Regions from separate parts of the Homo sapiens genome. Here region 2 is linked to region 1. Evidence: chromatin loops called from intact Hi-C (ENCODE). Cell type or tissue: A673. All regions are shown on one strand. Each heading gives the region's core, and the rest is flanking DNA. Links, peaks and the distances in the headings are about the cores only.

What was found. Hi-C counts contacts between places; a loop is a spot of excess contacts. Peaks named below come from ENCODE experiments on the same cell type or tissue, not always from the same donor. Only the 100,000 strongest peaks of a DNase experiment are listed, where the experiment ranks them.
Region 2: a loop joins it to region 1, with 3 times the contacts of the local background. A loop is called at or near these places in 19 of 110 quality-filtered maps.

The regions. Positions count from the first base shown.
Region 1 is chr1:40,134,977-40,151,645 of GRCh38, forward strand. It overlaps LOC105378671 (a long non-coding RNA gene), which reads right to left. Exons shown (of 3, transcript XR_947232.3): 3 at 12,725-13,275. Among named protein-coding and RNA genes, the nearest start is that of RLF, 18 kb to the right of the region's middle. RefSeq lists an enhancer at 9,002-9,101. In A673, for the core only: a CTCF peak has its summit at 9,209 (motif pointing right); a DNase peak (open chromatin) is centred at 9,225; H3K27me3 peaks cover 151 bases.
Region 2 is chr1:40,432,595-40,449,263 of GRCh38, forward strand. It overlaps ZFP69B-DT (ZFP69B divergent transcript), which reads right to left. Exons shown (of 5, transcript NR_198977.1): 2 at 5,931-5,972; 3 at 5,726-5,806; 4 at 3,938-4,017; 5 at 3,607-3,854. Among named protein-coding and RNA genes, the nearest start is that of ZFP69B-DT, 9.1 kb to the right of the region's middle. RefSeq lists a silencer at 2,363-2,657. In A673, for the core only: a CTCF peak has its summit at 6,025 (motif pointing left); a DNase peak (open chromatin) is centred at 6,007.

The sequences.
Region 1 (16,669 bases), core at 7,926-10,425:
TGAACTCCTGGGCTCAAACAATCCTCCCACCTCAGCCTCCTGAGTACCTGAGACTGCAGGAGCACAACAACATGCCCGGCTAATTTTTACATTTTTTGTAGAGACAAAGTCTCCCTATGTTGCCTAGGCTAGTCGTGAACTCCTGGCCTCAAGCAATCCTCCTGCCTTGGACTTCCAAAGCACTGGGATTATAGGTATAGGCCACCATGCCCGGCTTTGTACTAAGTCTTTGAAATCTGGTGTGTATTTTACTTTTTTTATTTTTTGAGACAGAGTTTCACTCTGCCACCCAGGCTGCAGTGCAGTGGTGTGGTCTCGGCTCACTGCAGCCTCCACCTTCTGGGTTCAAGTGATTCTCCTGCCTCAGCCTCCTGAGTAGCTGGGATTACAGGCGTGCACCACCATGCCCAGCTAATTTTTGTATTTTTAGTGGAGACGGGGTTTCACCATGTTGGCCAGGCTGGTCTCGAACTCCCCTCAGGTGATCCACCCGCCTCGGCCTCCCAAAGTGCGGGGATTACAGGCGTGAGCCACCATGCCCGGCCAGCTCTTCTCAGTTTGTATTAGCCATATTTCAATTTGTATTACTCATATTTCACTAAAACCGTGATACTGGCATAAAGACAGACATATTGCTATATGTGGCCACAGGTTACCATATTGGACAACGCAACCACAGGGCCTGAAAAATGAGTTGCTTGCCAGGCACGGTGGTGTGCACCTGTAGTCCCAGCCACCCAGGAGGCTGAGGTGGGAGAATCATTTGAGCCCAAGAGTTCGATGCTGCAATGAACTATGATGACACCACTGCACTCCAGCCTGGATGACAGAGGAAGACTCAATCCATGCTTATTGTGATAACAAATTCCCCATGTATCCAAGTTGTAAAGAAAGGTAAGATGTACCTAATGAAGGTGTGGGCTTCATAATAAATCACAGAAATATCTGTTTATAATGATAGCCAATATTTATTTAGCACTTTCTATGTACCAGGCACTGTACCACAAGCTTCACAAGGGTAATCTCATTTACGTTAATCCTCACAACACCTAATAAGAGAATAATAATGGCTGATATTTACATAACATTGTTCTAGACATTTTGCATATATTAACACATTTGATCCTCAGGGAACCCCATGATGTAGTTTCTACTAGTTTTCAATTTTAAAGATCTGAGACACAAAGAGTTTAACAGCCTTACCTAGTAAGTACAGAGCCAGCATCTGTGTACATGTATTTTAAAAATATACATTATTATTTTTCTAATCTTAGAAAGAGAAGAGTCATATTGAATGATTTGATTTCAAGTACATTGAGCAAATGAATCAAAGATCATTTTATTCTGTTGAATGATACATGGCCATAAAAGATGTTGTGACTATGCAGTACTTGTTAAATTTTATCTTTATCTTTGAATAAGATAAAGCAATCCTATCAAAACTCACTAAACTCTTTATGACCCCCAAAAGGCCTGTGGAACAAATAAACCCATGAGAGATGAGCCCTCTTTTCCGACGTAATAGCCTTGGGGGAGGTGGACCAGAAAGCTGCTGAGCCTGCTCTAATTGGCACAAACAGGGAAGGAAAAAATCTCATAAAACGTTGTCTTGGGCTTTTCAACTTTCTCTGGACAGGATTCCAGTACTATTAAGGCATATCTCAAAAGTGCCCCTAATTTCATGTCTGTGGCCAGTCATGACTATTTTAAGAACACCCTGAATTATAAGAATAGGTAATGGTGCCATCTCCTTCTATAGAAAAGCATTTTTAAAAGTTTTTGTTTTATAGAAATATCCATCCTAAAATTTATGTGAAATTTCAAGAGACCCTGAATGGTCAAAACAATCTTTAAAAAGAAAAACAAAGTTGTAGGTTTTACATTTTCTGATTTTGAAACTTTTAATGAAGCCAGAGTCACTAAAACAGTGTGCTCTTGGCATAAAGACAGACATATAGACCAATGGAGTAGAAATAGAGCCCAGAAATAAACCCTCCTATATATGATCAAATGACTTTTGGCAAGGGTGCCAGGTATATTCAACTGGGAAAGGACAGTCTTTTCAAGAAATAGTTTTGGGAAAACTGGATATCCACATATAAATGAATAAAGTTAAAACCCTACCTTATACCATATACAGTAATTAATTCGAAGACCTAAAATAATTAGATCAAAGACCTCAAATAAGAGCTAAAACTATAAAACTTTTAAAAGAAAACATAACGTTGTTTATAACGATTGTTCATAACGTTGGATTTAGCAGTGATTTCTTGAATATGACACCAAAAGCACAGGCAACAAAAGTGAAAATAGATAAAACTATGCTCTAGGCTGGGCGCTGTGGCTCACGCCTGTAATCCCAGCAATTTGGGAGGCCGAGGCGGGCGGATCACCTGAGGTTGGGAGTTCAAGACCAGCCTGACCAACATAGAGAAACCCTGTCTCTGCTAAAAATACAAAATTTAGCCAGGTGTGGTGGTGGGCGCCTGTAATCCCAGTTACTCAGGAGGCTGAGATGGGAGAATCGCTTGAGCCTGGGAGGCGGAGGTTGCAGTGAGCTGAGATCGTGCCATTGCACTCCAGCCCGGGCAACAAGAGTGAAACTGTCTCAAAAAACAAACAAACAATGCTCTAAAGGACACAATCAGGGTAAAAAGGCAACCCACAGAATGAGAGAAAATAATTGCACTCCTATATCTGATAAGGGGTTAATATCCAGAATATACAGAGAGTTCTCACAGCAAAACAAACAACCCAATTAAAAATTGGGCAAATAAGCTGGGCACAGTGGCTCACGCCTGTAATTCCAGCACTTTGGGAGGTTGAGGCAGGAGGATCATGAGGTCAGGAGATCGAGACCATCCTGGCTAGCACAGTGAAACTTTGTCTCTACTAAAAATGCAAAAAAATTAACCAGGCATGGTGACGTGCACCTGTAATCCCAGCTACATGGGAGGCTGAGGCAGGAGAATTGCTTGAACTGGGAGGTGGAGGTTGCAGTGAGCTGAGATCACACCACTGCACTCCAGCCTGGGCAACAGAGCAAGACTCCGTCGCAAAAAAAAAAAACAAAAAAAACAAAAAGGGCAAAGAGCTTGAATAGTTATTTCTCCAAAGAAGATATGCACATGGCCAAAAAGCACATGCAAAGATGTTTGACATCACTAATCATTAGGGAAACGCAAATCAAAACAACGAGCTACAATCTCATACGCATTAGGATGGCCACTATCAAAAATATGAAGAAAATAACAAGTTTTGGTGAGGATGTGGAGAAATCAGAATCCTTGTGTACTGTTGATGGGAATGAAAAATGGTGCAGCTGTTGGCTGGGCGCGGTGGCTCACACCTGTAATTCCGGCACTTTGGGAGGCCAAGGCGGGTGGATCACCTGAGGTCAGGAGTTTGAAACCAGCCTGGTCAACATGGTGAAACCCCATCTCTACTAAAAATACAAAAATTAGCTGGTCGTGGTGGCGGGTGCCTGTAATCCCAGCTACTCGGGAGGCTGAGGCAGGAGAATCACTTGAACCCGGGAGGCGGAGGTTGCAGTGAGCCAGCATCACGCCATTGTACTCCAGCCTGGGCAACAAGAGCAAAACTCTGTCTCAAAAAAAAAAAAAAAAAAAAAGAAAGAAAAGAAAAGAAAAGAGAGAAAAATGGTGCAGCTGCTATGGAAAACAGTATGGCAGTTCCTCAAAAAATTAAACATAAAATTTTCATATGATCCAGCACTGATACTTCTGGGTATATATCCAAAAGAATTGAAGGCAAGGTCTTGAAGAGTTATTTGTACACCCATGTTCAGAGCAGCATTATTCACAATAGCTGAAACATGGAAGCAACCCAAATGTCCATCAACAGATGAATGGATAAGCAAAATAGGATATATCCATACAATGGAATATTATTCCACCTTAAAAAGGAAGGAAATCCTGACATATGCTATACCATGGATGTAGCACCTTGACAACATTACGCTAAGCCAGTCACAAAAAGACAAATACTGTATGATTCCACCTATATCAGGTACTTAGTAGTCAAATTTATAGACAGAAAGTTGAATAGTGGTTGTTAGGGGCTGGGGAGAAGGGAAATGGGGAGTTGTTTAATGGGTATAGAGTTTTAGATTGCAAGATAAGAGTTTTGGAGATTGGTTGCACAACAATGCAGATGTACTTAACACTATTGAACTATATGCTTAAAAACGGACAGGTTGGTAAATTTTATTTTATGTATATTTTGCCACAATTAAAAAATGGTTTTGAATAATTTCACACTTAGAAAAGATTTGCAAGATTAGTACAGAGAATCCTGAAGAATCTCCACCAGAGGCATTTTATCATATTTGCCTCCTTATCTCTTTATTTCTCTCTCTCTCTTTCCATATATATATACACACACACACACACACACACACACACACACACACACACATAAATATACACGAATTTACACCTAGTAGTTTTAGCATCCATTAATGATTCTTGCCTGGATTATTACTATAATGGCCACCAAATAGAGATTTTCCTATGTCCATTGTTTCTTCTACATTTATTACTTGAATTCTATAGTAAAGTATCATTTCCTTTCCCGTATCCTCTTTTTTTTTTTTTTTTTTTTTTGAGACCAAGTCTTGCTCTGTTGCCCAGGCTGCAGTGTAGTGGCGAGATCTTGGCTCACTACAACCTCCGCCATCCAGATTCAAAAGATTCTCATGCCTCAGTCTCCTGAGTAGCTGCGACTACAGGTGCACGCTGCCACACCCAGCTAATTTTTGTAATTTTAGTAGAAATGGGATTTCACCATGCTGGCCAGGCTGGTCTCAAACTCCTGACCTTAAGTGATCTGCCTGCCTCAGCCTCCCAAAGTGCTGTGATTACAGGCATGAGCCACTGGACCTGGTCTCCTGTATCCTTTTTAATTAATTTTTTATTTATATTAGTGTGGGCTTAAGGATTCCCAATTTATTCAATAAGTTATAATTCCTTACAATCATAATTTACTTTGATGACTAGATTGTCCCTGATTTGGCCAGTGGGAGCCTCTTTACACTGGCTCCTGTGTTCTTTTGACATTTCTCATCTGTATTAGTTTGCTATGCCTGCTGTAACAGTGTACCACAAACTCGGTGGCTTAAAACAGCTGCAGTTCTCATGGTTCTGAAGTCCAGACATTCAAAATCAACTTCACTGGGCCCAAATCAGGAATATTAACACGGCCATGCTTCCTCTGGGCTCTAGGGGAGAATTCGTTCCTTGCCTCTCCCAGCTTCCAGCTGGCACTTGGCTTGTGGCTGCACCACTCCAGTCTCTGCCTCCTGCCTTCTCCTTTTGCGTAATCTCTCTCTGCCTCTCTCTTACAAGGATACTTGTGTTTGCATTTAAAGTCCACTTGAATAATCCAAGACAATCTCCCCATCTCAAGTTCCTTGATCATATCTCTAAAGATCCTTTTTCTGTATATGATAATATTTACAGATTCCAGAGATTAGAGCTTCAGGGGCCATTACTTAGCTTACTACATCCTCATTCTTTGAATACTTCCTTTCTTCCTGAACCAGTAAGATTTTTCACTGCCCTAGTCATGAAATCAGCCATTTCTCTAAGAACTTTTGGTTTCTTTTTAGTGAAGAATGATACTTGGAAGTCAAGATGTAGATGCTAGGTGCACTCATTGCTATGGGTGTGTCGGTCTTGCAAGTCCTTTCAGTAGGACAAGGAAACAAGATATCAACTAGGAAAAATATGTCTGGACACACACACACACAATCATACGTATGATGTACATTCCGAAGTACTGTAGTGGAGTTGGCTCATATGGACTTGCAAAAGCTGCTTGTTAAATATTCAGGAACTTTGCGGGTGGCTGTGAAACTAGTATTATTTCATGCTGGGAGTATTTACACCGTGGAAATCAGCAAATGCTACAAATTAGTGTGTTTTGAAAAACCAAAAAGCCACTATACATATCATAAACACACACATCTACTCTTCTGTCTCTCTTTGTATATCATATATAATATTCACACACACACACACCCTATAGGCTCACACCTCTGACTCTAATTACAGGGTTTGTTCTAGTCTTTCCCCTTTTCATACTTATTGTCTCCAAGAGTAAGAAACCTGGCTCTCACTATTCTCAATATATTTTCTTATTTGCTCAATCTCCTGACCACATGGGCCATCTCCTTGGCCCCATTCTTACTGACCCTGACCTTGAGCTGCAGGCTTTGCCATGACCCTGCCATTCCTGACCATGAGAACCATTTATTTGGCTCTGAACCTAGTTGTCCTGACCTTGTAAGCTACTACCTCAGCCCCAGACCTGCCAGCCCAGATCACCAGAGTCTCCTTGGCCCAGGCTCCACCAGCCCTAAACTCACTTAAACAACTCTTGGCCCCAGCCCTACACATTTTCTTGTTTGTCTATTCTTCCAATTAAAAACGCCCACTTCGTCATTGTTTTTAACTGCCTGATGTTGAGTGGTCAATTTGATTTTTTCACATGGTTGGGTTAAAGACAGGGTTGCCAGATAAAATACAGGATGACCAGTTAAGTTGAATATGGGACATACATACTTATATTTAAAAATTATTTATTGTTTATGTAACTCCAAACTTAACTGGATGCCTTGTGGTTTTATTTGCTAAATCTGGCAATGCTAGTTAGAACTACAAATAAGTGGCCAGGCGCAGTGGCTCACGCCTGTAATCCCAACACTTTAGGAGGCTGAGGTGGGCAGATCACCTGAGGTCAGGAGTTCGAGGCCAGCCTGGCCAACAAGGTGAAATCCTGTCTCCACTAAAAATACAAAAATTAGCTGGGCGTGGTGGCAGGTGCCTGTAACCCCAGCTACTCGGGAGGCTGAGGCAGGAAGAACTGCTTGAACCCGGGAGGTAGAGGTTGCAGTGAGCTGAGATTGTGCCACTGCATTCCAGCCTGGGCAACAGAGCGAGATTCTGTCTCAAAAAAAAAAAAAAAAAAAAAAGAACTACAAGTAAGCATCCTTTAATCCTTCTAATCAGTCCCTGGGTCATCTGAAATACTATACTCAAGTCTGTAACCAAAGACCTCCCTGCACACAATGGGCTCCCAGTGCTTCCTGTACCAAGACCTATTACCTCATACCTCGACAGTCCCACTTTCTGTGCAATAACTTTTCCCCACCCCTGGCCTGCTCAAACTGTTTTTGCTCCCCTCCAAACAACAATCAGAGTTGTAGACAACACAGTTTAGTATACAACTAGAGCATTTGGTTTACTAATTAGCTCTTGTATTTTTATCTTGGAATACTCATAAAAGAGATAAGGCAGCCTCATCAATCCTCCAGGAAGCTTTCCCTTGCTAGATGCCAGTAGTCTCCACACCACAGCATTCTTTTCATTTCTTTCCCATTGTTCTTACCATCTTATATTGCAAACCATCTGTTTAATAGGTTTTGTTATGGACTCATCTACAGGGTAGAATGTTAAGTGTTTGTTTGTTTGTTTGTTTGTTTAAAGGAGGAAAACTCAGAGACAGTAAAGCTACCATACACAAAGCTAACAATACACATACCATATAAAAATTCTGCTTGTATGTAAGTAGAATGCCTCTGAATGGCTGTAGAATAAACTGTTTTCAGTGGTTGCTTTCAACCAAGAGACAGGGGTGGGAGGGAGACTGATTTTTACTATTATTTGTACAGATTTTTTCAAAACCAAATACATATTTTAATTATTCAAGAATATTTAATTTTTTAAGGAGAAATTATATGTTTATGTGTGTGTCTTCCTCATAAGACAGTTAGCTGCTGTTTGAGGTCAGGAACCAGTTCTATTTCAGTTTGTATTCCAAGAGCCCAGCTCTGTGTCCAGGTCAGAGTTATAATATGGGTTCTTACGCTCTTTCTCTGTCTCTCTTATCTTTCCCCACTGATTCATTTCCATTGCTATTGCAGATAGTAGTCAAGTTAAATTAAAATGTATTAAATGGGCCGGGCGCGGTGGCTCACACCTGTAATCCCAGCACTTTGGGAGGCCGAGGTGGGTGGATCACGAGGTCAGGTGATTGAGACCATCTTGGCCAACATGGTGAAACCCCGTCTCTACTAAAAATACAAAAATTAGCCGGGCATGGTGGTGTGCCAGCTACTCAAGTGACTAACGCAGGAGAATCACTTGAACCTGGGAGGTGGAGGTTGCAGTGAGCCGAGATCATGCCACTGCACTCCAGCCTGGGCGACAGAGCGAGACTCTGCCTCAAAAAAAAAAAAAAAAGATATAGAACATTTCTTTCACCCCCAAAAGATTCCATTTGCCCCTTATCCATCAATTTCTACCTCACTTCTACCTCTGGCCACTGGCAACCACATAATAATTACTTTACCATTTATGAATGGATTTTAAATAGATTTAACTATACACATTTAATTTATTAATAGGATAATTTTATTACAAAACGAAAAAAGCAAAAGACTGCCTACAAGAAAGTGCATATTTGATCACATTTTTGCTCCATTTTTTTCCTGACTCTTTATTATTAGAGAATAAATTTAGCATGTAGTGTAAGAAAGGAAAGTGGAGAGGCTGCCTTACCTTCAACAATAATAGCAGTTGTCATTTATTGAGCAATTGTTATGTATCAGGTACCATATTAGCATGTTACATGACTCTTTTCTCATTTGATCCTCACAACAACCCTGAAAGGCAGGTACTTATTATTAAGGATGCTCCATTTTACATGTGACTCTGAAATACCCCTGACCTCAGCTATGGTTAACACAAATGGACTTCACCTTTAGCAATATTCTAAATCTCCGAGCTCTGGATAACCCACCACATGCTTAAGTAGCAACAAAGGCAGGCTTTGCAAACCAAGTCCCCTCCTTGATTCTCAGAAATCATTAAAACTCCCACTGCCACTGCTGCTCGAGGACTGCTGACCTTGTCAATGTCTGAGCTGCCTTCTCCAAGACCTCTTAACTTTTTGTCTGTGTCCCAACTCCTGCAGGGCTGATCTGGAGTCAACTCCTGCAGGGCTGATCTGGGGCCAACCCCTGCAGGGCTGATTTGGGGCCAACTCCCACAGGGCTGATCTGGAGCCAACTCCCACAGGGCTGATCTGGAGCCCTCCTCTCCCTCAGGTGCGTCTGAGTAGCTCACAAAGATCCTCAAACATTCCTAGGGTTTGGAGTCTGTTGTCCCAGAAACAGAAGTCCTCTAGGGGGCAGTGTGAATCAACTCATTGGGCCAACCTAATAAAGTACCTCCGCGCGAGTTAAAATTCTATTACACTTAAAGATGAACCCTGTGGCTCAGAGAGGTTAACGAACTTGGTCAAATCACCAGCTAGTCAGCAGCAGGACTAGGATTCAATCTCAGCCTGTCTGCCTCCAGAATGACTTCTTTTCATTCTGTTGAGCTATCTTCCTAACCATTCATTAGCTTAGAGGGAAAAGGACACAGCCAGTAAACAGCAATTAAATAATTGCAGAGCAACTATTCTGTGCCAGGCACTAATCTATGAAGTGAACAAAAGAGAAAAGATGTCACTTGGGAGAAATGGTGTTCTTTGGGGAAAGCCAGGTCTAAGTTAAAGCAGAGAAGAGATCGAGAATATAGGATTTTGTTGATGACAGACCATGAGTTCTATGCACTATAACCCATTCAATCACTTATGCATTCAGCAAATATTCATGTTTTTTACATCCTTGCACTGTGCTAGGCACTGAAAAATAGAGTGGGGAGCAAATAGACATGAATACTGCAAGTTTACAGTCTAGTGGAGGATTAAACAAATAAATTAATATTTAAATGTATAATTACATATTTTGGTAAGTGCTATGAAGGAAAAAAAGAACAGGATGCTAGAAGAGAGAAAATTAAGGGCCTTACTTTAAGAGATCAACCCTGAAGATTGAGAAGAAGCTGGACAAGTGAAGAATGTTCCAGATAGAGGGAAGAACAAGTACAGAGGCCCTGAAGTGAGAAAAAGTTTAGGGTTTGCTGAAGGTTAATGTAACTGGGGGCCTCTGCCATGACTGGATGATATGCCCCGTTAATTGTATTTAGTACACATAGAAGGGAGTTTCCAAGAAAAGGTGACAAATTGAGCAGACACAAAGGCAGGAAAATTATATGTTGGGGGGTGGGGTAGCAACATGTATGGGGTGCTAACAAGAAATTCTGGTGCTTTTAGGAATAGCAGGTGATAAGGCCAGGTGGTAGAACCTAATAGGCAGGCTGAAGATTTCGATTCTATTTGAAGCAAGAAGGGACTGAACAATCTTAAACAATGGAGTCAAATTTAGGAAGATGAATCTCGGGGAGCAAGGGGATGAACTAGAAGCAGGAATGCCTGTTGGGAAGCCCTTGCAATCATTCAAGCAAGAGCAAAGTAGGGCATGTCTAACGGTAGTGGTACGATGAAGGAACTGCCCCTCCCTTAAATCCAACAAATATAAAATCTCCCAAAGGGCAGAGGAAAGAAGGATTCTCCAGGGAGACTTTGGCAGGAGGGGAAAGTCTGAAATAGCATCTGTGAGATTTTTGGATTCCCATCTCCTTTGGGGGTTCTCTACCTTTGGGCCCCTAACCCTTCATCAAAATGGGAGCAACAAAGCCTCCCAGAAGGGAATGCTGAGCCCCTGGGAAAGGAACAAAATGTTCCCAGGGTCCCAGGGAGGTGATGGCAGCAAGTCCAGCCATGGGAAATGATAATCAAAATCAGCTTCTGAAGCACATCCTCTCCCTCACCTGGAAGCCACTCTCACTCTTCAAATGCTTCTCATTTGAAGACCTTTAGAGGACATTATTTTGTGTTATCTATATACTCTCATTCCCCAGGCATGGAGAAGTAGAAATGGGTAAGAGAAAATATGGGAGAAAGTTTCCTGAGCACAAATTAATAGGACTTAGAATCTAACCTGATTAGATTTGGGGGGTAGAGAAAGAAAGGATAAAAAATAACCGTGGGAGAAGCTAGGGTGTTGGAACAATGGTGGTTTAAGATCTTCTCATTCCCTTTACACCAATTGTACCCTCCCTAAGCAAACTTCCGGTGTTAATTTTGCTTCCCAAGCTGACTTTTCTGTAGAGATACCATTATATTTCTTAAGGTAAATTAGTAATTTGGGCTCTTGTGCCTTAATCACAACCTAGGTGAAATGATAGAATCAAGTTATTGAATTTGCAAATCAGAAATCCTAGCCTAATCAATCAGCTCCTTTGATGATCCACAGTATGGGTCTGTCCTCTTGATCATTTTGTCACTCACAGGACAAAGTCGTGAAAATAGATGGCATCCATGGTCAGTAGGTGTGGAGGGACTACAGTAAAGGAAACTAAAGTTATCCTCTGAAGCTGAACCTTATAGGAGTAATACTAGTGACACTGAGTGCTTACTGTGCATCTGGCCTCATTCTCCGCTCTTTGGATAAATCTCATTAGGACCCACAACTATGAGAATTATGAGACACATGCTGTTACAATGTCCACCTTAAGATGAGGAACCCAAGGCTCAATGAAATTAAATGATCTAAAGGCACACAACGAATAAGCAGTCGGAGCTGGGATCCAAACCTGACAAACCTGACCCTAGAGCCCTCTGGGTTTTACCCATAATGAGAAAAATTTACCTTGACCATAGTAGTTGTCCACAATGTTCCATGAATCTAAACAGATGGATCTTAAAAATGTAACCACTCTAACTCATCGTTTGTGTCTTACTCATGATGTATTGAGAGATATCTAGGTTCACTCAAGCCGGTGGTTGGGTTGGGGGGTATGGGGGGGACCTGGGAGTATCCATAGAACTGGAATATGATAAAGAAAGTTGCAATTAAATTAACTGTATTATAACTTCTGAGGGAGAAAAGAATATAAAACCCAGGACTTGTTTTTTTTCATGATGTATTTTTAGCCTCTAGGACAGTACCTGAAACATGGTAGACTTTCAGTGAATATTTGTTGAGTAAATGAATGATGCCACTCAACACTGTCCTGCAATCTTCCTGCACATATCTAGAATGCATTCTTTTTTTCTCACTCTAAAACAACTCTAACAAAGTTTTTACTGTCTCCTCAAAGGCTCAACATTGCCTTTCTCTACCACCTCAGCTTTCTCTCACAAGTCATGGAGCAAAAAGAAGCACTCAGGCAATGACTCCCAAATCTCCCACTGCCAAATCTATACACCTACTTGCATCTGTACCCATACTCTCCAGATTCCCTCCTTTTGAAATAAAAATACATATCTAATTTCTATTGCAGATCAAACTTCTTGTATTCTGGATGCCATGCCCTCTTGCCTTCTCAAGGACTTTTCTCCTGCAATCCCCCCACCCTGTTTTCTACATTAAATTTTCTCCTATTTTCCTGTATCATTTCCATACACATGCAACCATGCTCTAGAATCTCCTGTTGACATGGTTTGGCTGTGTCCCCACCCAAATCTCATCTTGAATTGTAATTCCCACGCGTTGTGGGAGGTACCTGTGGGAGGTAACTGAATCATGGGGGCAGATCTTTCCTGTGCTGCTCTCATGATAGTGAGTAAGTCTCACAGGATCTGATGGTTTTATAAAGGGGTGCTCCCCTACACAAACTCTCTGCCTGCCACCATGTAAGACACGACTTTGTTTCTTTTTGGCCTTCTGCTGTGATTGTGAGGCTTCTCCAGCCGTGTGGAAGTATGAGTCAATTAAACCTCTTTCCTTTATGAATTACCCAGTCTCGGTTATGTCTTTATTACAGGCATGAGAACATACTAATAAACTTATCTTTAAGAATTCCTTCCAAAACCTCATATCCCCTTAATAGCACAGCCCCGGTTTTATTCTCCTCTTTCTCAGAAAAACTTCTGAAGAGGGTAATTGCCCTGCTCTTTTTACTTTCATATCTCACATTAATTCTTCAATCTTCTTCAGACAGGATTCCATACCAGAGATCTACAGAAACTTCTCTAGTTGAGGTTACCAACCAATACTCATGATGTCACATCAAATGGACATTTGTGTGTCCTCACCTTACCCAAACTCTTGTCAGCAGCCTACAAAGCTGACCATTCAGCTTCTTCCTGCCGCTTTCTTCTTTTGTCTTGAGGAATATCACACTCTTGGTTTTCCCTCTGTCTGTTCAGTGGGTTCTGAACATTCTTTGATGGCTGGATCCTACTCCTCTGACATCTTAGTGTTGGCAAGATCTTGGACCCTCCTCCTTCTTTCTGTTTTGAGGTTGCAGACCGTTGGCTCATCAGTCACACTGGACTCACAGGTGGGTATTATTTGGCCTGCAGTTTTCAAAATAGGAAATCGTGTTAAAAAACAAAATCAAATAAAAGAAAAACGACAACAACAAAACCAAAACTGAACTTCCAATTTATCTTGGAGAATTAGCAGACCTAGTAAAATGAGTTCTGTATTCTCATATGGCAATAATTTTCTGGAGCTGAGTACCTGCTTCTTGGGTCATTTCTTAATCAACTCATTCTTTCCAAACATCTTATACCCAGCCTGTGTCATTCATTTAGGTGAGCTGACAAAGGCTAGTAGGAATATAAATTTATGACCCTTAGTTTATACTCTCCCCAGTGGATCTTATTTAAATACCCATTTAAATACCATATGCTTTAAAAAGTCTTCTTTCATAACATTGAGTGCACACAATATGCCCGGAACTACTGTACCAGACACTGGGGATACAGCGGTGAATGACGCAAGTCACTCTACTTCCAAAGAACTTACCTTCTATAGAGGGGAGACACACACAACAGTGATAACATAAAGCCAAATAATATTTGGGCTGGGCGCAGTGGCTCATGCCTGTAATCCCAGCACTTCGAGAGGCTGAGGCGAGCGGATCACGAGGTCAAGAGATTGAGACCAACCTGGCCAACATGGTGAAATCCTGTCTCTACTAAAAATACAAAAATTAGCTGGGTGTGGTGGCAGGTGCCTGTAATCCCAGCTACTTGGGAGGCTGAGGCAGGAGAATTGCTTGAACCTGGGAGGCGAAGGTTGCATTGAGCCGAGATTGTGCCACTGCACTCCAGCCTGGTGACAGAGCGAGACTCCATCTCAAAAAAAAAAAAAAGAAAAATATTCAAAAAAAAGCCAAATAATATTTTAAAAGTGGAAGGAGAGCAAGGGGATAGAAAAGGCTCTTTTAGATAGAGTTGTCAGTGAATGCCTCTATGAGGTGATACTTGAACCTCAATGAAATGAAAAAAAGAAGAGTTCCACAGGCAGAGGGAACGGTAAGTGCAAAATTCATGGAGTTTGTTCATCTTGTTTAAGAATGGCAAGACCAATGTGGCTGGAGCCCAATGAGTGAGATAAAGTAGTGCCTGAGTTTAGAGAGGGAGCAGGGGCCAATATAGGTAGGGCTTTGCAGACTCTGGTAAAGATTTTTTCATGTTTTTCAAGGAGTGATGGGAAGTCACTATAATGTTTTGAGCAAGGGAAGCAAAACAATCTGAATTATGTTTTAAAAGGATTAATGTAGGCCAGGCATGGTGGCTCACACCTCTAATCCGAGCACTTTGGGAGGCTGAGGCAGATGGATCAGTTGAGGACAAGAGTTTGAAACCAGCCTGCCCAACATGGTGAAACCCTGTATCTCCTAAAAATACAAAAATTACCTGGGCGTGGTGGCACAGACCTGTAATCCCAGCTACTCGGGAGGCTGAGGCAGAAGAATCGCTTGAACCCGAGAGGCAGAGGTTGCAGTGAGCTGAGATGGTGCCACTGCCCTCCAGCCTGGGCGACAGAGCAAGACTCTGTCTCAAAAAAAAAAAAAAAAAAATCTTTTCTTCTTCCCACAAAAAATAAAAAAGAAGAATCTTTTCTTCTTCCCATAAAATGATTAATGTAGCTATTGTGTGGACAATTGACTCCAGGAGGGCCAGAATAGAAATAGCTAGTCCCCTAAAAAGGTTACTCCTTAAGTTTAGATGGGAGATATTAATGAATAAAACTAGGGTGATATAGCTGGAGGAAGTGAAAAAAAAAAAAGGTCAGCTTGGGAATATATTTTCAGTCAAGGGCCTGAATTGGATATGGTGAAACCCTGTCTCTACTAAAAATACAAAAATTAGCCGGGTGTGGTGGCACATGCCTGTAATTCCAGCTACTTGGGAGGCTGAGGCAGAGGAAGGAGAATATATATATATATATGGACCCCCCCTTTCTCTATTACAGAGATAAGAAGACTATGTTAGCAGAGTATTTTTGTTTTTTTTTTTTTTGACATGGAGTTTCACTCTTGTTGCCCAGGCTGGAGTGCAATGGCGCGATCTCGGCTCACAGCAACCTCCGCCTCCCGGGTTCAAGCCATTCTCCTGCCTCAGCCTCCGGAGTAGCTGGGATTACAGGAATGCACCACCACACCAGGCTAATTTTTTGTACTTTTAGTAGAGATGGGGTTTCTCCATGTTGGTCAGGCTGGTCTTGAACTCCGGACCTCAGGTGATCCGCCCGCCTCGGCCTCCCAAAGTGCTGGGATTACAGGCATGAGCCACTGCGCCCAGCCGTTAGCAGAGTATTGAAATAATTTAGGTCACAGCATTTTGGGAACACTAATCCTGAGTGCTGGGAGTTCATATTAATAGAGATGAATAAAAACCTATCAGCTCGTATTGGTCAGATAGCTGGAGACAATGCAAGAAGCATTGCAGCTCACCAAAAATGTTTGACCTCCTTAGCCCAGGTAATACTAGATAACAGAATTGCCTTTGACTATGTATTGGCTGAAAAAGGAGGAGTCTGTGCAGTAGCACACATCACTTGTTGTATCTATGTTAATACCTCTAGAGAAGTGCAGACTCAATTTAAAAGAATAACTTGGTTGGGCGTGGTGGCTCACACCTGTAATCCTAGCACTTTGGGAGGCCAAGGTGAGCACATCACTTGAGGTCAGGAGTTTGAGACCAGCCTGGCCAACATGGTGAAACCCTATCTCTACTAAAACTACACAAATTAGCTGGGCATGGTGGTGGGCGCCGGTAATCCCAGCTGCTCAACAGGCTGAGGCAGGAGAATCACTTGAGCCTGGGAGGCGGAGGTTGTAGTGAGCCGAGATTGTACCACTGCACTCCAGCTTGGGCAACAGAGCAAGACTCCATCGAAAAAAAAAAAAAAAGCCAGGCACGGTGGTTGAAACCATGGGGCAGATGTTGCAGTGAGCCAAGATTGCGCTACTGCACTCCAGCCTGGGGGACAGAGTGAGACTCCATCTCAAAAATAAATAAATAAATAAAACTCAAAAGACTAATGGTTATAAGATGTTAGAAAATGGATTCTCTAGGCTGGCACAGTGGTTCACGCCGGTAATCCCAGCACTTTGGGAGGCCAAGGTAGGTGGATCACCTGAGGCCAGGAGTTCAAGACCAGTCTGGCCAAAGTGGCAAGACCCCATCTCTACTAAAAACGCAGAAATTAGCTGGTCGTGATGGCACACCCCTGTAGTCCCAGCTACTCAGGAGGCTGAGGCAGGAGAATCACTTGAACCCAGGAGGCGAAGGTTGCAGTGAGCCAAGATCATGCCACTGCACTCCCGCCTGGGTGACAGAGTAAGACTCTGTCTCAAAAAAAAAAAAAAAAAAAGAAAGAAAAGAAAAGAAAGAAAGAAAGAAAAGAAAATGGATTCTCTAAATGACTTGTTTAGTTGGTTACCCTCAGGGCTAA
Region 2 (16,669 bases), core at 5,081-7,580, 290 kb after region 1:
TATGCATTGCATTTGGTTATTATGTCTATTTGGTTTCCTTTAGTTTGGAACAGTGCCTCTCACTTTTTTTTTTTTTCTCGTGAGAATGACTTTTTGAAGGGCTCAAGCCAATTAGTTGGTAGACAGTTCTATGTTTTTAATCTTCCTAGAAGCTGGAAGTTAGGTCTAGAAACTTGATTAGGTTGAAGTTAAATATTTTTCTCAAGAATGTATCAGTTTATTTTGGGTACATCATATCACACTAGGAAGCAAACAGGAAGCACACAGAGGAGGAGACTTATGCAGTCATCAGAAAAAACATGAGGAATTCTTATGAAAATACTGAGTGTTCAATCGAGAAGAGAAAGGTGTCATTTAAGGTCTGGCTGTATTTATTGATACGAATGCACCTACCACAGATTTTGGATTTCATGTCCTATGTTTAGCAGCTGGGCATGTTTTTCATAGGGAAAGCTGAACATAATATTGGCCTATCTATTCTAAAAGCTGAGATGACAGAAATGCCTTTGTGTAATGTGGAGAAAGGAATTTAAGAAGAATTCTGGAACAAATTACCAAATATGTTATCCCTTTTCCCAACCCATCCCTGCCTGGCAGGATCCTGAAGACATTCCCTTTACCAAAGTCTTGAAGCATACTTTATTCACAAGAGTACTGGGAGCATTACAACATGACTTAGTAGTTCATAAAATGTTGGTGAAGTGTATTTCCTTGTCTCTTTTTTTTTGAGACAGAGTCTCACTCTGTCTCAGTCTGTCACCCAGACTGAAGTGCAGTAACTCACTGCACCCTCAAACTCCTGAGGCTTAAGGGATCCTCCTGCCTCAGTCTCCCAAGTAGCTGGGACTACAGGTGTGGGACTACATGCCCATGCCCACGTATTTCCTATTTTCAGTGTAATTGTAATGATTCCAGCAGTAGCCTTTAACGATGACCCCCCATGCAATTTATGGTATTCAAAATGGATACCAAGATCTTTGCAGGTGGTTAATTGGAGATAGGGTCCTAGATAAATGGCAGATCACTGAAGCCCTACTTGATCTGTATAGCCAAAAATTTCTCCAGGTTTGGAGGCAGATATCAAGACAGAAATGCAGCTCTGGATTCTCTTGCTAGACTTAAGCTAGTTTACAGATTCAGAGCCTATTCAATAATGGAGAGGCCATGTATCCTGAGGAAGGAGCTTGTAAAAGTGCTGCCAGTACAGAATGTGTATCATTACCATTTTATGGATAAATGTGTATTACCATTTTGTCTGGATAACTGTACACTAGGGAAACTACACAAACACTTGGGCAACAAGTGGATACTAGCTGTTAGTTATTACTAATTCCCAGATACCCACAATGTCATTGTCCACTTCTCAGAGTTCATATGGGGACCAGGTAATGATGGAGTTTTGTTTTGTTTTATCCGTCTGTTTGTTTGTTTTGAGACGGAGTCTCGCACCATCGCCCAAGCTAGAGTGCAGTGGTGCATTCTTGGCTCACTGCAGTCTCTGCCTCCCAGGTTCAAGTGATTCTCCTGCCTCAACCTCCCCAGTAGCTAGGATTACAAGTGTGCGCCACCACGCCTGGCTAATTTTTGTAGTTTTAGTAGAGACCAGGTTTTGCCATGTTGGTCAGGTTGGTCTCGAACCCCTGACCTTAGGTGACCCACCTGCCTTGGCCTCCCAAAGTGCTGGGATTACAGGTATTAGCCTCTGCACCTGGCCATGATGGAGTTTTTACCTAAGTCAGCCGCACCATTGGTCCAGTGGAAACTTAAACCTCTCCTAACATAGTTCCCCAAGTTCCAGAGCATCAGTTGGAAAAGATGTTCTTAGCACGTGATAGAATCCCCACACTGGCTTGCTCACCTGTGAAGTAAAGCCTGTTAAGAAAGGAACGGATTCATTGAGTCTTCTATAGTTGATAGAAAGAAAAAAAAAAAAAAAAGAAAGCAATGGAGATGAGGAAGCTCCTGGAGCTCTTCCACATCAAAACAATAAATGGATCTGGTACTGTATCTCTAGGGGAATTGCAGGGATTAAAAGACTTCACAGATAGTGGTGATTGCTATCCCATGGCCTTTTAACTTGTCAGTCTAGCTGGTGCAGAAGATGGGTGGGTTTGGGAGAATAACAGTAAATTATCCTTAACTTCATGAAGAGAAGATACCCATTGCCATTGCTGTTACAGAAGTCATTTCCTATTGAATCAAATCAGGATAGTGTGGGACACCTGATATACAGCTATTAACATGACAGTTTGGGTGGGGAACAGTCTATCCTGATAAAAATATCAGAAGCAGTTTGCTTCCACTTGGTAGAAAAGCAGTGTGATTTCCATCCCATCTGGGGAATATGTCAGCTCTTGGATCTATGCCATAATTTAGTCTATGGAGGCTTTGGTTGTCTCACTGTGGTATATGGTATTTTCCATAGATGGCCACATCAATATATGTCCCATCCTTCATACTCATGATGTGACATTGGCATTCTTCCACTGAAACGTGGAGTCTATTTTCTCTCCCCTTGAGCATGAGTGGACCTTTGTAACTGCCTTGGTCAATAGAATGCAGCAACTATGACACTGCATGACTTCTGAGGCTAGGCTATAAAAGGGCAGTATGGCTTCTTCCTGCCTCTCTGGCCCAGGACTCTTGCCTTTTTTTTTTTTTTTCTGAGACAGAGTTCCACTCTTGTCGCCCAGGCTGAAGTGCAATGGCACAATCTCAGCTCACTGCAACCTCTGCTTCCCGGGTTCAAGCCATTCTCCTGCCTCAGCCTCCTAAGTAGCTGGAATTACAGGCGCCTGCCACCACACCCAGCTGATTTTTTTTTTTTTTTTTTTTTTTTTTAGCAGAGATGAGGTTTCACCAGGCTGGTCTCAAACTCCTGACCTCAGGTGATCCACTCACCTCGGCCTCCCAAAGTGCTGGAATTATAGTGTGAGCCATCGCGCCCAGCCTGACTCTTGCCTTTGAACCCAGCCACCAGATTCTAAGAGAGCCCAGACCACATGGAGAGGTCATGTGTGGGTGTTCTGGCCAACAGCTCTAGTAAGGCCAAGATGGTAATGAGTAAGCTTTCAGATTATTCCAGCTCTTTGCCTTCGAGTCTTCCAGCTAGGCTTCCAACATCACGGAGCAAAGACAAGCTGTCTGCACTGTACCCTGTCTAATTCCTGACTCATGGAAACTGGGAGAGATAATAAATGATTATTATTTTAAGCAGGAAGTAATGGGCAAACTATAACATATCATAATCTATAAGGAGTCCTGTCACATCAATGACTAATTTTAGGCATGTTAAGATAACCCCTTTAAAGTGAGGGACAAGTTGCTGAACTTTTTATCCCTTTCTATTAAAAAAGAAGTACAGTACGTGGTGAGTCTTTTTTGTGTGTGAAGTACATGTGTCATATTCGAGTGTGTTGACTCAAACAATTTTTTGGACAACTTGCCTACTTCAAGTGGAGCACAGAATGATGGAAGTCTCTTCTTGTTTAGGCAACAGGCAGCTCTGCCCCAGCCCTTATGATTCAGTAGGTCAGTTGCAGATCTGGACGCTGTAGAGACTCTTACAAGCCCCAAAGAAAGAATCACAAAGGAGGCAACTATGGTTTTTGAAATGATGCCTTTTTTGGCGAGTAACTAGTTTTCCATCTGGCCCTGGGGAGATTGAACTGCAGATCATGACACTCTTGGTACCCTGCGACCAGAGCTGCCCATATGAATTGGGTGGTGATCTGTGCGTTCCTGGGGAAACCCCAGTGTCAGTGTGCTTAGGTCTTTTCTCTTAGGCCACCTGGAGTCACTGGAGACGTTTCTTCAAATTTGCTGCCCAGAGAGTGTAGATCTGGGTGGGAGTTCTGAAAAGGAGGTTGGGAGTCTTAAGTGTGTAAATTTTCATTTATCCTCACCCCATCCCATCCACCATTTTCAGCATAGTAACCTGTCTTCAGCTGTGCCTGGTGTCCTGCTGTTCAGAGATTCCTCTGTGTTATCCTCTCCTGAAACTACTGGTTCAGTCTTCTGCGGACGTAAAAGAACAACAGTCACCTACAGAGTAGTGGAGGGACGCTGGGAATATAACTGCTTCTTCAGCAGATTTGCCACCGGCATTCAATTTTTATTTTATTTTATTTTGTTTATTCATTTATTTGGAGACAGAGTGTCCCTCTGTCGCCCAGGCTGGAGTGCAGTGGCGCGATCTCGGCTCACTGCAGCCTCCACCTCCTGGGTTCAAGCGATTCTCCTGCCTCAGCCTCCCGAGTAGCTGGGACTACAGGCGCCCGCCACCACGCCCGGCTAATTTTTTGTGTGTTTTTAGTAGAGATGGGGTTTTACCATGTTAGCCAGGATGGTCTCGATCTCCTGACCTTGTGATCCACCCGCCTCGGCCTCCCAAAGTGCTGGGATTACAGGCGTGAGCCACTGCGCCCAGCCGTTTTTTGTGTTTTTAGTAGAGATGGGGTTTTGCCATGTTGCCCAGGCTGGTCTCAAACTCCTGAGCTCAGGCAATCTGCCCGCCTCAGCCTCCCAAAGTGCTAGGATTACAGGCATGAGCCACCGCGCCTGGCCTGTATTCTATTTTTAGCGTTGCTTTCACTCCGCCTTTTTAGAGGGTACTCCAGGCAACCTATTTCTCTGCTTTTCAGGATTCTGCAAGGGAAGTTGGGTTCCTCTTGGCCTTCCCCTCTGCCCACTTAGGATTCAGCCTTTTCAGGACTCATAAGTCCATCACCATTCATCTATTTGTTTTCCAGTTTCCAAAAGTTTTTGTTATTTTTCTTCTCTTCCACTCAATGTGTCCCTGTGGGTTCATGCCTCTGGCTTTAAATCCCTTTTTCTACAGTAATGATTTTTTATGAGGGAGCTAAATGCATATGTTCCAACTACTCCCTTTAAATAGAATTTAAGACAGAGACAGGGAGGAATAAAGGCCAGGGGAGGAGGCCCTTCTTTTGACAAGGAATTCAGTTTTCCAGGGAAGGGAATTGTAGACTGTAAGTCTCTCAAAGAAAAGGGCACCTGTGGGATGAGGGTGGGGACTGTCATCCTTGTGAAGCCCTACATCGTTGGGTACTTTCTCTTTAGGAAAGTCCAAGTTAACTACAGCTTTAATTCTGAATTTCCCTGATTCTCTCCTAAAATTAGCATAAAAACTGCAGTCTGGTTTATTAATTTTGTGGGAGCTTAAGGCAAGAAAGATGAGTGTGGCTTTGATCTGTCCCCTTGTCTCCCAGGAGAGAGAAGGGGTATTAGCTTTGAGTACCCATTCTGAGTGAAACCAGTAGCTGAAAAGTGACCCAAGATCCTGGAGGATTGTTCCAGAGAGGAGGACAAGAGAAGAACGATCACTTTCTGTTTACCCTCATGTGTTAGTGAAGGTTGTTCTTTGAAGAGAAAGGATTCCAGCAAAATTCTAGATAAAGTAGGGGTGGCAAGATGATCTATAACTGAATGAACTCACTGGAAGCAGAAACTCAGAACCAGAGGTGACTGTGACTCTGAAAGATGATTTCAATTATTGTGTATTTATGTCTTTAACTGTGTAATCGAAGTGTATTCTACATATAGGAAAGTATACAAATTATAAATGTATACCTTGATGAATTATCTGTTTATTCATTTTTAATGTGTACTGAGAGAAATGTAACTGGCACATTAAAGATGAAATTTCAAGGATGTCATTCCTTGGGATGAGGGTAGTGTAGGCTGGTAAGACATGATAACTCACCTTACAAGAACTCCATAACTTACAGGCTTATTGTTCATGCATTCAGTGACTGCCTGGTTTATGTTATCTCAGAAGCAGACCCTAAGACAAGGATTGCAGTGCAAATAGTTTATTTAGGAAACACAGGAAATACCAATAGGGAGAGGGGGAAATGAGATAGGAAAAGGAAGATAACCAATAAAGGATACACTTTGAAGTTAGCTACCATCGCAGGAGACTGGAGCTTAATCTCAGTGAAACTGGGAATCTGCAAAATACAATATTCAGAATTATGCCACCTAGTGGTGAGCAGACCAGGCATTCTCATACCAACTACCAAATGTCATTGGTTGAGGGCTGTTGGTGGGACTATGGTGGCATGGTCAGTAATAATTCTCAGATATTTGGGGCAGCCCAGCTCCTGGCAGAGAGATGCAGATACTGGCCTCCGGCATTTGCTGGAGGCACTGGAAGGTCTCAAGGATATGCACAGGGCAGAAACAGCATTGGCTACTCTAACTAAACCTTCCATGATACATGCTCAGAAGTATGGAAGTATAGATGATGCCGAGTGCTAGTGTGAATCCCTCCTGCATTGTTTTCAGCATTCTTCTGCTGGAAGTTGACAATCATTAGTTATGGAAAATATGTAGGAGGATATATAATTGCAAATTGGAACTGGACCTCACTGTCAGTATTGATAATGTTAATTTCCTTTTGATTCTATCATGAATCAGTGATGAAAATGGTATTTCTAAAGGATAAGGCTGGAGATTGTAATGGAAACGTGAACAGTGGTGGTGATTTGAATAAAGTTTACTGATTATGCACAGGAAGAACCTGGGCATGAAGGTTTAAGACAAATACCTAACAAAGCTGTTAAAATTGCCAATCATATAAGAGTGGGTCACTGAATTCTCTGCTTCTCAGTTCTATGAAGAGATGGGCAGTGATTTCAAGCAGCTTCTCGTTTTGTTCAGAAGCTCATTGGTTTTCCCTCAGAAGAATCCCTATTTATCTCTTCAAGATGCTAAAACATCTTCATCTTTCCGGATTACATACCCTTTGTAACAGCGCATGCCTAACTGGCACTGGCTATATCACGTGAACAATCTCAATTCAGTCCTGCAAGGCAAGGTTTAAACCAGTTTTCCACTTGAGAGATCAAGTGCCTTAAATTACCGTGTTGTGTAACTGGAGTTGTGGGGCATGCCTCTTTATAATGGTGAGTCAGGTTCCTTTTGCTTGAATGATATGATTATTAACTCATCTGAACTGAAATGATATGGTTATTAACTCCCTGAAACTGTATTTTTGAAGATGATGAAGAGACACTTAAATGACTTGATAAAATGTCTTCATTGGGCTGGGCGTGGTGGCTCACGCCTGTAATTCCAACACTTTGGGAGGCCGAGGTGGGTGGATCATGAAGTCAACAGATCGAGACCATCCTGGCCAACATGGTGAAACCCTGTCTCTACTAAAAATACAAAAATTAGCTGGGTGTGGTGGCGCACGCCTGTAGTCCCAGCTACTCAGGAGGCTGAGGCAGGAGACTCACTTGAACCTGGGAGGCGGAGGTTGCAGTGAGCCAAGATTGAGCCACTGCACTCCAGCCTGGCGACAGGGCAAGACTCCATCTCAAAAAAAAAAGTCTTCATTGGGGTTTTCAGAATCCAATGGCAGAGACGAGTAGATAAGGAGCTCTTTCCTCACTACCTTTGGAGACATGACCAAATAACTTGACACATTTTGAAGAACAGATTCTAGATATTGTATTAGATGTCCTATTGAAATACAGTTTATTAAACAAAAATTTCTCATAATTTTGATTAGTTTATAATTCCATCAGATAATACAGTTAAGTTTGTTGCCTCTACACACACTATGCATACTTATAAATTAGGTTTCCAGTGGTGAAAAATAGAAACATAGAAGCTCATCTTTTTTTTTTTTTTTTTTTTTGAGACAGGGTCTAGCCCAGGCTAGAGTGCAGTGGCGCAGTCAGTCTTGACTCACTGCAGCCTAGGCCTCCTGGGCTCAGGTGATCCTCCCACCTCAGCCTTCTAAGTAGCTGGGGCTACAGGCATGCGCCACCATTCCTGGATAATTTTGTTTATTTTTTAAACTTAATTGAATTTAAATTTTTTGAGACGAAGTTTTGCTCTTGTTGCTCAGGCTGGAGTGCAATGGCGCAATCTCGGCTCACCGCAACCTCTGCCTCCCTGGTTCAAGCAATTCTCCTGCCTCAGCCTCCTGAGTAGCTGCGATTACAGGCATACGCCACCACACCTGGCTAATTTTGTATTTTTAGTAGAGATGGGGTTTCTCCATATTGATCAGGCTGGTCTTGAACTCCCGACCTCAGGTGATCTGCCCGCCTTGGCCTCCCAAAGTGCTGGGATTACAGGTGTGAGTCACCTCACCCAGCCTTGTTTATTATTATTACTTTTTTAAGATGGAGTCTCCCAATGTTGCCCAGGCTGGTCTCAAACTCTTGGGCTCAAGTGATCCTCTCACCTCAGCTTAAGCCCATCTTTTTTTTTTTTTAATAAGGCCTTTTTTTTTAATAACTGATAATAAACCAACTATCTCTCCCCCTTTTAAACTGATAAAGATTTTGTTTTGTTTTGAGATGGAGTCTCGCTCTGTCGTACAAGCTGGAGTGTGGAGTGTGATCTTGGCTCACGGCAACTTCTGCCTCCCAGCTCAGCCTCCGGAATAGCTACGATTACAGGCATGCGCCAACATGCCTGGCTAATTTTTTTGTATTTTTAGTAGAGACAGGGTTTCACCATGTTGGTCAGGCTGGTCTTGAACTCCTGACCTCAAGTGATCCGCCCTCCTCGGCCTCCCAAAGTGCTGGGATTACAGGCGTGAGCCACCACACCCGGCCTTAAACTGATAAAGTTTTATTCTTCCCAATGAGAAACTTATTTTCAGATACATGCTTTTGTAAATTGATTGGATTTATTAATACTTCTTTTCATTATTTTATTTACAAGTTGAACTTATTGGATTTATTTTTTTATGTCATGTAATGGTTTCCTATGTCCAGTAGACAAATTGTTCTCTTTTGAATACATTTACTAAAATTAAAAAGGGAATCCAGAGCTTCATTATGATGCAGCCAACATCATTTGGCATAAATCCCTTGTTAAAGTCAGTGTTATGAGAAAATAATCTGATTTCAGATAATGTTTTTTTTTTTAAATTTGTGCATGTTAACACTCTAGTTTGTATTTGCCTCTGTATTCAGATAATCCACACTACACACACACAAATAACAACCAGACATATTTGTGGGGGTAATTATTGGCTGAATCACATGAAGTTGTCCCTTTTGTTTTTTTTTTTTTGAGACAATCTCCCTCTGTCACCCAGGCTAGAGTGCAGTGGCACGATCCGGGCTCACTGCAACCTCTGCCTCCTGGGTTCGAACGATTCTCCTGCCTCAGCCTCCCGAGTAACTGGGATTACAGGCACCTGCCACCACGCCCGGCTAACTTTTGTATTTTCAGTAGATGGGGTTTCACCATGTTGGCAAGGCTGGTCTCAAACTCCTGACCTCAAGAGATATGCCAACCTTGGCCTCCCAAAGTGCTGGGATTACAGGCCTGAGCCACCTCGCCCAACCCCTTTTGTATGTTAAAATTGATCGAATATTAGGAAGTCCATATGATTTAATCTAACAAATTTTTTGACAATTTGATTTTCTCACTTGGAAAAGATCTTATGGAAATCCTGCCAAGTGATGGCATAGTGCTAATGGATTCTTTCAAAAGGCCTTTTTAAGTCCTTGGTGTGGCTGTATCATTTATTCAGCAAATCCCTTACGGGTGGACATTTAATTTCCTATTTTCTGCTAGAAGAAGCAGTTCTGTAATAATCACCTTCGTACAACTGTCCTTTGAAACAATGCTTTTGTTTCCAAGGGACGCATTTTTAGGAGTGGGATTGCTTTGTCAAAAGTACTATATTCAGATAACTTTTTATCTGAATAAAAGTACTGTATTGAGATTTTTTTTTAGCTGGGTGTCGTAGCACACACCTGTGGTCCTAGCTACTTGGGAAGCTGAAGTGGGAGGATCGCTTGAGCCCGGAAGGTGGAGGTTGCAGTGAGCTTAGTTTGCACCACTGCACTCCAGCCTGGGTGACAGTGAGGCCCTGTCTTAAAAAAAAAAAAAAGGTACATATTTTTTGGCTGGGCACACCTATAATCCCAGCACTTTGGGAGGCTGAGGAGGGAGGATCACTTGAGCCCAGGAATTTGATACCAGCCTGGCCAACACAGTGAGACTCTGTCTCCACAGAAAATAAAAAAATTAGCCAGGCTTGGTGGCATGTGCCTATAGTCCTAGTTACTCGGGAGGCTGAGCTGGGAGGATTGCTACAGCCTGGGAGTTTGAGACTTAAGAGAGCCGTGATTGCACCACTGCACTCCAGCCTGGGTGACAGAGCAAGATTCTGTCTCAAAACAAAAAAAAAAAGTTACAGGGTGCTTTGACATTACAATTAAAAAAAAGATCATGTACATTAAATGGCACAGAAGCAGAGCAGCATGAGATGTGATAAAATTTACACCCAAAATATCCCAAATAGCTCTTTTGTTAAGTGTAAAACTCTTAAATTGTAAGAAAACATTGTGCGTTAATTAAACAGTAGCATTTTTAAAATTTACTATTTATTTATTTATTTTGAGATGGAGTCTCACTCTGTTGCCCAGGCTGGAGTGCAGTGGCGCAATCTCGGCTCACTGCAACCTCTGCTGCCTGGGTTCAAGCAATTCTACTGCCTTAGCCTCCCAAGTAGCTGGGATTACAAGCACCTGCCACTGCAACCGCTAATTTTTGTAGTTTTAGTAGAGATGGGGTTTCACCATATTGGCCAGGCTGGTCTTGAACTCCTGGCCTCATGATCCACCTGCCTCAGCCTCCCAAAGTGCTGGGATTACAGGCGTGATCTACTGCACCCGGCCTAATTTTTTTTTTTTTTTTTTGAGACAAGGTCTCACTCTGTCACCCAGACATGAGCCACTCACTGTGCCCAGCCTAGCATTTTTCTTTTTTAGTAGTACATAAAATAATGATGTTTCTCAAATTAAATGATGTTTTAAAGACAATTAAATACTGATTTTGTCTGTCATCTGCATTACGGATTTTTTTTTAGGTGTGTCATCTGTATATTGACTTTAAGACATCTTTTGCCTATAAAGATTTTTAATTTTTAAATAGTCAAGTACATTGACTAGGTCTGTAGATTTGGTTAAAAGCATCTCTCCCACTAGATTTTCAGGATTTTGATCTATTTTTATATTTTATATTTTAGAGTTTAACCTAGCTGGAATTATTTCTGAATATGGTTTAAGATGAGGACCCATGTCAAAACTTTATTTTCTTCTAGATTGATAAATACTAGAATTCCGTAGGCTTCGCTTATTAAGCAATTCATCCATTTCCTACTGAATTGAGCCTCCATCTTTGTCATTTAATAAATTCTCATATGTACTAGAATCAGTTTTGGATTCTCTAGTCTGTTTCATTGGTTTCTTTGTCATTCTTCATGCCAGAATCATAATCATATGGCTATGGCGACTGCAATGGTTTGAATATGTCCCCCAGAAAGCAGGCGTTGGAAACTTCATCCCCAGGGCAACCGTGTTGGGAAGTAGGTCCTAATGGGAGGTATGTATGTCATGAGGGCTTTGCCCTCATGCATGGATTAATGCCTTATAAAAGAGCTTGAGGTCTTGGGTTGAGTCTCCTGCTCTCTCCAGCTCTCTTGCACGTCTGCCATCTGTCATGGATGACACAGCAAGAAGGCCCTTGCCTGATATGGGCCCCGCGATCTCAGACTTCCTAGACTCCAGAACTGTAAGAAATAAATCTCTGTTTGTTATAAATTACCAAGTCTCAGATATTCTATTATAGCAGTACAAAATGGACAGAGAAAGTGACTTTTTAGTGTGTTGTGCTATCTGGTAAGCCAAGTCCCCCATCACCGTTCTTTTCTTGACTTTTCTTGTGTCGTATTGGACCTTTATTCTTGCATAAATTTTAAGATTTTAAAATCTAGTTCCAAAATCAAAACAAAACCCTGCTGGGACTCTAATCAGAATTATAATCATTTTATATTATCTGACATTGTTATGATAGCAAATCTCCTCTATGAATGATATACATTTTCATTTACACAAATCTTGTTTTATGCCTTTTAATGATTTTTATTTGTATTTTCTTCACCTTTATTTTCTTATTATTAAATTTGTTCTAAATATTTTATAGGTAGAATTACTCCTTCTGAGGATGGAATATATCCCACTTCCATTCTATTCTAGGTGCTCATTTCTTTTTTTTGTTTTTTTTTTGAGACAGAGTCTCACACTGTTGCCTGGGCTGGAGTGCCATGGTGCAATCTCGGCTTGCAGCAACCACTGCCTCCTGGGTTCAAGCAATTCTCCTACCTCATTCTCCTGAGTAGCTAGGATTACAGGTGTCCATCACCACGCCCGGCTAATTTTCTGTATTTTTAGTAGAGATGGGGTTTCATTATATTGGCCAGTCTGGTCTCGAACTCCTGACCTCATGATCCACACAACTCAGCCTCCCAGAGTGTTGGGATTACAGGCGTGAGACACCATGCCCAGCCCTACTAATTTCTACATGCTCATTTCTAAAGCAAGGAAAATATTTATTTTGTGTGTATTTCTTATGAGGCAACTATCTCACATCAATTCTCCTATTAATTCTAGCAGTTTTTGTTACAGACTTTTTCTAGATATGGTATCATGTCATCAGCAAAAAGATATAGCTCTACCTCTTCTTTTCCAATATTTGTGCTAGTTTTCTTATTTTATTTGACAAATACTCTAAGACAATGTTACAAACTAATATGATGGCAAGTTTCTGATTTTATTTGAAATTGTTTTATTGTTACACTATTTAGGGTACCATTTACATTTTTTATTTTTGTAAATAGTCTTTCTTAGAAGTAATGTCTTAGTCTGTTTGGACTGCTATTACAGAAGACCATAGACTGAGTGGCTTATAAACAACAGAAATTTATTTCTCACAGTTCTGAAGTCTGGGAATTCTAAGATCAAGGTTTGAGCAGGTGGTTCCCAGAGGCCATCTTCTGGATGTGTCCTTATATGGTAGAAGGAAGGGACAGGGAGCTCTCTGGGGCCTCTTTTATAAGGTGTCAGATACAAAAGAAGTTCCTCTTCAAAGGTTTGGCTTGTTCAGCGTCCCGTTCTTTGTTGCCTACTTCCAAGGCCAAACCAACTTCCTTATCCTTTGTGCCTCCCTATGTTAGTTTCAGTAAACAACTTTCTCACCAGTCCTTGTCTACAGAGACCACATCTGCTACCCACTCTGTAAATTACCCCTCCCGTTGCAATGGCTCTTCCTGCCAAAACTGCCCTTCTCACCAGTGTAACCACATTCCGAATTAGCCAGTTGGGTTCAGCTTAGATTGTGCGGTCCAACTCCAGCCAATGGAGGCAGGACACAGTGACAGGGACAAGCCGCATTAGGAATAAAAACCCCTTCCCTCCTTTGTTCAGTGTGCTCTCATGGTGACCAAACCTGCGAACAGCACCCTTCTACAGAAGTAAATTTTGCCTTGCTAAGAAATCTTTTGTTTAAGTGCTCATTTTCTTCGCAACTTCGAGCTTTACTTCCAACATAAGGGTAGCAATCCCACTCATGAAGGATCCACCTTCATGACCTAATCACCTCCCAAAGACCTCACCTCCAAATACCATCACATTGGGAGTTAGGATTTAACATATGAATTTTGTGGGGATGAAACATTCAGTCTATACCAAGTAATCTCCTTCTATTCCTATTTTACTTAGAGTTTTTAGTACATGAATTAGAACAATAGTTGGCTAACAGTAAATGCTCTTTACTTGTTAAGCAGATAATGATGTACCAGAAATGACTGCTAAAGTTTATTAAAGTCTTTTTCACTGACTATTGACATGATCATATAGTTTTTCCTCTTGAATTTGATGTTATAGGTTATGTTAATGTGCTTCCTGGTATTGGAACACCCTTATATTCCTGGGAAAAACTTGGTTGGTCATATATATTTTTAAAAATTAATCACTAGTTCTATTTGTCAATATTTTATTTAGAATATTTGTACTTACAGTCATAAATTAATCTATACTTTTCTTTTTTGTACTTGAAAAATCATGGTTTAGTATTAAAGTTCTACTTCTGTTATTGAATAAATTCAGGAGCATTCATCTTTTTCCTTAGTCTGAAACATTTCCCCTTCGTTGGGAACTGCTAACTGTTCATGGGGTGGGTGCCCAGAAGCCAAGTCTTTCTACCATGACACTCCGTGGCCCCTGGTCAAAGCCAAATGATCAAATGATCCTGCCAAAATTTGGAATTTTGAACTGAGTAACACAACTGAAAGTTGCCAGAGCTGAATCATGTTAAGGGTGGTGGTTTAGAGGGCATCTCTCTGGGCATTTGCTTTGTGGTGCTCAGAAATCCGCTGGTTCGTAAACTTTCACAGACTAGGCTAACCAGTTCTTCCTCGAATTCCTGAAGACTCCAGAATCCTTCCAACAACAACAATAATAATAATCATTTTAACTTAGAAAGCAATTCTGGTGAGCTAGTTACTTGCAAATAATAGGGCCTTAATCACAAACCTATGTATAGAATAGTTTCTTATCCCAAAACTATGGCTAGAATCACCTTTATGTGAACACGTTAACAGTTGTGCTTTTACTTTAAAACAAAAGTTTACTTTGACTAGGATACGGGGTAATTAAAAAAATTAAAAAGTGAAAAAGAAAACAAAACTTTACTTTCTTGAAATTATACGATGTGTAACATGTACAGCAGGAACCCAACTTGATTTGTTCTTGCTATGGGCTGAGTGTTTGTATTCTGCCACAAACGAGTATGTCGAAGCCCTAACCCCTAAAGTGACTGTATTTGGAGATGAGGCCTTTATAGAAGTAATAAGTTTAAATGAGGTCACAGGGGTGGGGCCCTGATCTGTTAGGATTAGTGTTCTTAAAAGAAGAGACATCAGAGAGCTCACTCTCCTCAAGCACACAAGAAGAGGTCTTGTGAGCATACAAGGAGATGGTGGCTGCCTACAAGCCAAGAGAAAAGGCCTCAGAAGGAAACCTACCTTGCTCACCCCTTGATCTTGGACTTCCCAGCCTCCAGAACTATAAGAAAATTAATTTCTGTTGGTTAAGCCACCCAGTCTATGGTATTTTGTTGTCAGCCAGTGAAGACTCATACTGTTCCCCAAATGGCTAACTAGTTGTCCTAATGATATTTGTTGAATAATCCATCATTACCCAGCTGCTTTGAAACGCCAGCTTTACAATATACTAAATTTAAATAAAGTGTCAAGTCTGTTTCTGAGTTTCCAATTTCATCTCACTGATTTCCGAGTATATTTTGGCACTAGTTTTATTTTGATTATTTTGCCTCCATAATACAAGGTAATATCTGGTAGGGCAAGTCTGCCTTCATTATTGTTGGAAAACATTATTGGCCATTCTGGAACACTTGCCATACTAGCTAAACTTTAGAATCATTTAGTTTAGTAAAAAGAAAAGTTGATTTTCTTTTTTTTTTTGAGATGGAGTCTTGCTCTGTCACCCAGGCTGGAATGCAGTGGCATGATCTTGGCTCCCTACAACCTCCACCTCTTGGGTTCAAGCGATTCTTTTGCCTCAGCCTCCTGAGTAGCTGGGATTACAGACACACACCACCACACCCAACTAATTTTTGTATTTTTAGTAGAGATGAGGTTTCGCCATGTTGACCACGCTGGTCTCGAACTCCTGAGCTCAGGTGATCCACCCGCCTTGGCCTCCTAAAGTGCTGGGATTACAGGTGTGAGCCACCATGTCCGGCCGAAAAAGTTGAAATTTTGATTGGGATGCATCACAGTTTATGTGAACTGGAGGAAGAGTGACATACTTAGAATGTTCTATTTCAACTCGTGAATGTGTTGTATCACTATTCTCACCATTTAAACAAAAAATTTGGAGTTTTATTTATAATTTCCTGCATAATTCTTGTTTATTCTTAGCTGTATTTTTCTGATATTTTATTATGAAAACATATACATATACAGAAAAATTGAAAGAATTTTACATTACGGCATCCCTATACCACTACTTAGATTCTACCATTAACATTTTATTGTATTTCATGCTGTATTTTTGTTGAGTAGCAGATAGGAACATAGACTGCCTGTGTTCACCACTTGTAAGCCACATGATCTTGGCAAGTTATTCAACTTCTCTAAATCTCAGTTTTCTTATCTGTAAAGTGGGAATAATAATAGTACTTACTTCCAGTGGTTTCTGTGATGACAAAATAAGTTAAAATATGAAAGGCACTTAGGACAGAGCCTCATATTCTGTAACTATTATATGCTAGTGTATTCATCAGCTTGGGCTGCTGTAACAAAATACCATTGACTGGGTGGCTTAAACCACGGATATCTGGCCGGGCGCAGTGGCTCATGCCTGTAATCCCAGCACTTTGGGAGGCCGAGGCGGGCAGACACCGAGGTCAGGAGTTTGAGACCAGCCTGGCCAACATAGTGGAACCCCGTCTGTACTAAAAATACAAAAAATTAGCTGGGCGTCGTGGCGGGCGCCTGTAATCCTAGCCACTTGGGAGGCTGAGGCAGGAGAATCGCTTTAAGCCAGGAGGCGAAGGTTGCAGTGAACCGAGGTCACGCCACTGCAGTCCAGCCCTGCGGACAGTGCGAGACTCCATCTCAAAAAAACAAACAAACAAACAAACAAAAAACCGGAAATTTATTTTCTCAGTGTGGAGACTAGAAGCCCCAAGTAAGGTCGAGTTGGGTTCGTTTCTGACTAGGACTATATTCTAACCTTAATTACTTCCATAAAGGCCTTATCTCTAAATACTCTCCAAATACAATGGAGGTTAGGGCTTCAAG